Regions from separate parts of the Homo sapiens genome. Here region 2 is linked to region 1. Evidence: chromatin loops called from intact Hi-C (ENCODE). Cell type or tissue: Caco-2. All regions are shown on one strand. Each heading gives the region's core, and the rest is flanking DNA. Links, peaks and the distances in the headings are about the cores only.

Region 1 (2,918 bases), core at 304-2,803:
ATAGCTTTGGATCAGTTTGAGTTGCCATGGTCGTTTTTTAAACAAAAAGAGGTGGCTTTTAATCTAAGGAAAAGTAACAGTGGTCATTCCGTATGTCCGGTTGAGGATCTCTCTCATGCTTATCCCTCATGGCAGCATTTCTCAGGCCAGGTGTGTGAGGCAGCTCCAGTACAACTGCTGAGAAGTGTTTAGGCAAACAGATGTGCTTGGCTGCTCTTGACATACCGGCATGTTCCTTTCCTTCCTTCTCTAACAGAGCTATATCCTAGTGTATTTACAGGCACTTTTCTTGAATGTAACTTTGCAGCGGGAAATGAAAGAACATAGGTTCTTTTTCCTTTTTCTGGAAAGCTTTTTTGTATGTAAGTTAGCTTTATATCTCACAGTAAGATGGTGTGTAGTAATGATCCTATGGATTATTTAAAGTATATATAAATAAAGCTTTTCTTTGTGTAAAAAGAAAAACATGCGTAGTCTTTGCTTTCCAAGTGTCTCCCATTTATTTCAGGTTTTTTTTTTTTTTTGAGACAGTTTCACTGTCACCCAGGCTGGAGTGCAGTGGCGTGATCTCGGCTCACTGCTATCTCCGCCTCCTGGGTTCAAGCAATCCTCCTGCCTCTAAGTCCTGAGTAGCTGGGATTACAGGTGTGTGCCACCACACCCAGCTAATTTTTGTATTTTTAGTGTAGTTGGGGTTTCACCATGTTGGTCAGGCTGGTCTTGAACTGACCTCAGGTGATCCACCTGACTTGGCCTTATTTTTTATTTTTTATTTTTTTTAACCCCCACACTAATGGCAGACATTAGTCCTTGGTGAGTACGGGGAAGGTAGAATTGAGTACATTTCTCTGAGCCTACAAGATTGATAGTAATTGTTAGTGGACAGTGCAGACCACCTTACTGCCAAATAACTTGACAAGGAATGTAAATTGTTAATGTTATGTAAAAGAAGGGAGGTGTTGCCATTTAGTTACAGAGGAGCCATGAGGAGTTACTCCATATGGAACTGATAACTAATTCTAAGGTTGGTGTGATCAGGGGCTAGTAGAAGGAGAGAAGAAGAGTTTTGCAGACTGGGAGCAGAGTTGGGGTTTCTTGTAGTGAATGCAGCCTAGGGGAAGATGGGGTGTGGAGTGAGACCAGACCATTGAATGCAGTAAGTTTGTCACTTGAGCCTTAAGAAGGTAGAAGCAATTAATTAGAAAGGGACCTATTAGTTCTGAAGCCAGTGAGTAGTAGCTGTAAGAGTTAAAGAATGAGGAAAGAAATGCGAAAAGTGGCTTAACAGTCAAAGACAGGCTCATTTTGGAGAATAAACCGGAGAGGGGCTTCTGGCTGATTTTGGTCAGGAGCACTGTCTATTACAGACCAAGAGTATTACTTAAGGATTTAGGGCAGGAGAGCTTATCACAGGCTTGGAATGTTTCTGTGTGGAGGAGAAGTTTATTGTGGGGTTGGAATGTTTTGGGGCTGACATCTCTCCAGCCAGAGGGGACGTTATCTCTGGGCTGGCATGTCTGTGGTCAGAGAGGGGTTTATCTTAGGATTGGAATGTTTGTGGTTGGAGATGTCATTTGTGGTTTATGGTCATGATGTCATTAGCCATTAGGCTGATGCCCTTTGGGTTGGATTTAGGCAGTTTTTGATCAAGGGGAACTTGAAAATGGTGGTGCTTGTCCAAGATGGTGATGCTCCTGCTCTGTCAGTAGCTAGGCTATGATGGTGTTAATGTCATGAAATGTGGTATGTAGGAAGCAACAGAAAGGAGAGGGCATGTTGAGTTGAGTAAGGTGAGTAAATAATTGATAACTAGAGATCTGAAATGCTGGCAGTGGGTATAACAGGGACTGAAACACAGGAAACTAAGAACTTTGGGTTGTTCCAAAATTGTGTAATTTGGAGCTACAGTTTTTATCTAGGGAATTGAGTTTCTTCTGTTTTTACTTGAATACCAAGGTAGGAGTATGAAAGAATGATCTACTGTGGTGGGAAGAATTCTCTTGCTTGTCCCTTAAGATGATTAGCATGTTAAGTTGATGTTGCCTGAATGCTGAAGCACAGTTATTTAGCATCTGGGACCTTGGAACAAGATAGGGAAAGCTTAGTCAACAGTTCATTCCTGAGCTACTGTTTTACGTGGATTCAGGGATTAAATCTCTGTTGAGTCCATCTTTGAGTAGAGAAATCAGTTGGGGAATTCTGAATGCCTAAATAGTTGGCATTGAGATTTCTTCTTTTTCTAGAGTGCCTTTTGGGTAGGTACAAAGATCCTGATGTTCTGCAGAAAGTTTCTTGGAATGTACTCATTTGTGAGGACTTTCTTCCTGATCATCTTAGTTGGTCTGTTGGGGTTTGTGATGACTCCCAATTGCTACTTCTGTGCTTTTTCTTCGCTCTCAACACATAAGACAAATGAGACAATAGAGGAAGTTGCCAGTGTTGTCAAGCATCTGAATTATTGTAAGATACACTCATTCTGAAGGGTCCAGAGGAAGTATAAAATGAATGGCATTATGGGCTGGCCATGGTGGTTTATGCATGTAATCACAGCACTTTGGGAGGCCGAGGCAGGGGGATAGCTTCAGCCCAAGAGTTTGAGACTAGCCTGGGCAACATAGTGAGGCCCTGTCTATGCAAAATGAATGAATGAATGAGGCATTGTGGTCACTATTCCTAGATTTCATTGACTGTGCCTTTACTTTTCAGTAAATAATACGTAGACTTTCCTGACCTAAGCTTTATGATGATCTTAGGTTGTGATATGGGGGTAGGAGGAGGTTAACTCTCTCTATAGCCACTGCTTTCCTTAAAATCATTGCTTTTTATTTAAGTGTCTTAACATGGCATTTTAAAAAGCAACCTTGGCCAAGCGTGGTGGCTCATGCCTGTAATCCTGACACTTCGGGTGGCTGAGGTGG
Region 2 (2,918 bases), core at 227-2,726, 65 kb after region 1:
GTCCACCTCTACAAAAAAATTTTAAAAATTAGCTGGGTGCCTGTGTTCCTACTTACTCAGGAGGCTGAGGCGGGAGGATCACTTGAGCCTGGGAGGTCGAGGCTGCAGTGAGCCATGATGGTGCCATTGCACTCCAGCCTGGGTAACAGAGTGAGACCTTGTCTCTAAACAAACAAACAAACAAACAAACAAACTGGTGAGAAGTTATTTACTTCCCAGTGGTCTCCTCTTACTATTCAGAAGTACACCCTAGGGTGCTTTCACACAGGAAGCTTCACTTCCCTCTTTATTCTGCATTCTGTTTGAAATATATTATTTATAAACATTTTGACATTTATGCCATTGTTAAATTATATTGGTAGTAAAAAATGAGGCTTATTTGTTGAGAAATTCTTGACAAGCTTCTAGAATTGTTGGAAAAATGAAGACATTTTCCTCTTAATTTGCTGTATGACACTATTACTAACATAATTTTGAATCTTAGAAAAGCAAAAACTTTAAGGGACCTCTTTTCTCTCTATCTTTGCTGCTCTCTTTTTCTGTAAAACAATGATAGTAATATCTGACATTTTTTGAGCTCATCCACTTGCTTTATATTAATTTATTTAATCCTCACAACCAAATAAGGTAGAAACTTGGTTTTCTCCCATTTTGTATATGAGAGCATTGAGGCTTGGAGAAGTTACTTGCCCAAAGTCACATAGCTTAGTAAGTTGCAGAGCCAGGATTCAAACTTAGACAGTTTTGCTTGAATCGCATGATCTCTAAATTCACGTCTGGCTTTAATTTTCTGTGATTTTGAACAAAATTCTTCAACTAGTGAGTAGTAGGAATTACATAATTACCTGTGTCTAACTTTCTAGCAATACTTTTGTGTCTGAGGTAGCTCTGGGAACACTTACTCAGGGAGGGGATGCTCTCTTCTTCCCTCAGTATTATAGCAGTGGCCAGCTTCCACTGAAGGTGACATTTTAATTTGTAAACCTTTAGGATGGCACCGTTAGCCAGTGCCATTGCACAGATACAGAGAAAAAATTAGAGATTCTCCCACAGCATCATTTTATCTACTTGGTTTTGTTTGAGGAGGAAATCTAGATATAAACATGTAAGAATGGAAAGAGAGCATAGAAACAATTTTGTTCCACCCCTTCACTTTTCATAGGGTTGGGGGACTCCACTCAGGTTGCAACTAGCAGTTGCAGACTGAACTGTAATCCTAGATTACCTAATTGTAATCTAGTACTGCTGAAACCACACACTGCCTCCCTTTATGGACTTTTCATTTTTAATTAAGTTACCGGCCTATTTAGAAAGATTGTGGATATTACAGCTACTTAAATTTGTTTCAAATTGTTGTTTACTTCCAGTCTACCTTTGTGTGTTTTATCTGTGGAATTGATTGTGAAGTCTTTTCAGCACAATGCTGCCACTCCCTGGTTATTGCATAGTACTGCATTGGGGAATCCAATAGTTCCTTCACTGCCATTGTAAAGTATAATATTAGGAGTCATACATCTAGGTACAAATAAACCAAAGCAGTTAATTTATTTGTGTGTGTAATCAGTAGGTATTCCTACACCATAAGATAACATAGATATTGTACTTCAGAAGATCACCAGTATCCCTGGCTTGGTTCTGAAAGATAGACATTGTACAAATTTGAGTTACTGTATCTAAAAGGTATTTCTGTTGCCCTTCAGGTTTTCAGATGTCTTAAATGTGTTGCAGAAATACATAGATGGTAGATTTTAAAAGATTGTTGTTAGGAGTGCTAGTAGATCTGGACTCCTGTATGCTCAGTGAAGTAATACATTTCTGTGAGCACTGAAGCATGTATTAGTAGCTCAGTGACTAGAGATCACTATCATCCCTTGTAGGAAACCAAGTTCTGGTGAAGAAGTAACTCCCACACTTCTCGGCACAGTTCTTCAGATTTTTCTGTGAACTATTGGTTACAATCACCTACCAATAGAGGAAACAATATTCATTGAGCACCTACTCAGTTCTAGATGCTTTCTGTCTTTTCTATTCTTTCAGTAATTATTTTAGGTAGATTTCAGTATCTCCTTTTTACAGAAAAGGGGAGATTGGGAGAATCTCGGTAATGTGCCCCAAGTCACATACATGGGAAGTCATGGAATTGAGATTGGAGGGGGCCACAGGCCTTCCCATCTTCTTTCCAGTAGGCCATCTTCCCTACCCTGTAGTGCTCGAACCAGGTTTTATTTTTGCCATTCTGATTTTGTTTTCCTTAAAAAACAAAACAAAATGAATTACTAGACCAGTGATTTCTCAACTAGGGACAATTTTGTCCCCACAGGGGAGATTTAGCAATGTTTAGAGACAGTTTTGGTTGTCAGAACTGGACGATGGGTGCTACTGGCAATTAGTGGTTAGAAGCCGGGGATGTCATAAGCATCTAACAGTGCACAGGCAGATCCCCACAACAAAGAATCCTCTGGCCCAAATGTCAGTAGTGCTGAGGTTGAGCAAGTCCTTATTATAGACAGCGTATTTTAACTGAATGCATCCCCAAGCACTGCCAAACAGGTGCTGCTTCTTCCCCTGGTTTATATATATTTTTTCTATAATGAGTAATCTTATCCTGGTCCTGCTTTTTATTATCCTGCCGAGGGAAGAAACTAAGTTTTCTTGGAGACAAAATATAATTTTTCCTCTACCCCTCTTAAGTTCTTGGCTAAATAATCCTTGTGCCAGAGAGCATATTTTGAGGTGGTATATCCTGATCTCCTACACTTTCTAGCTGCTCTCCCATGTCCTGGCGATTTGTCCCTTGCTGCCTGTGTATTTGGTCAGCAATAGAGTTAGAAAACTCCAGTTGTCCTGTAAGCTCACTAAAGGCCAGACAGAGTCAGGACTCAGGTTCTTCTCCATATTTCCCCAGAATGGCTTCGTTG

Evidence for each region. A loop is a pair of places that touch in the nucleus more often than their neighbours do. Peaks named below come from ENCODE experiments on the same cell type or tissue, not always from the same donor. Only the 100,000 strongest peaks of a DNase experiment are listed, where the experiment ranks them.
Region 2: a loop joins it to region 1, with 2.7 times the contacts of the local background. A loop is called at or near these places in 2 of 110 quality-filtered maps.

Annotation. Positions count from the first base shown.
Region 1 is chr1:8,625,204-8,628,121 of GRCh38, reverse strand. The region is part of intron 2 of RERE (arginine-glutamic acid dipeptide repeats); the gene reads left to right. Among named protein-coding and RNA genes, the nearest start is that of SNORD128, 130 kb to the right of the region's middle. In Caco-2, for the core only: no CTCF peak of the experiment used is centred there; a DNase peak (open chromatin) is centred at 1,491.
Region 2 is chr1:8,559,754-8,562,671 of GRCh38, reverse strand. All of the region lies in intron 4 of RERE (arginine-glutamic acid dipeptide repeats), which reads left to right. Among named protein-coding and RNA genes, the nearest start is that of SNORD128, 66 kb to the right of the region's middle. In Caco-2, for the core only: a CTCF peak has its summit at 1,447; no DNase peak of the experiment used is centred there.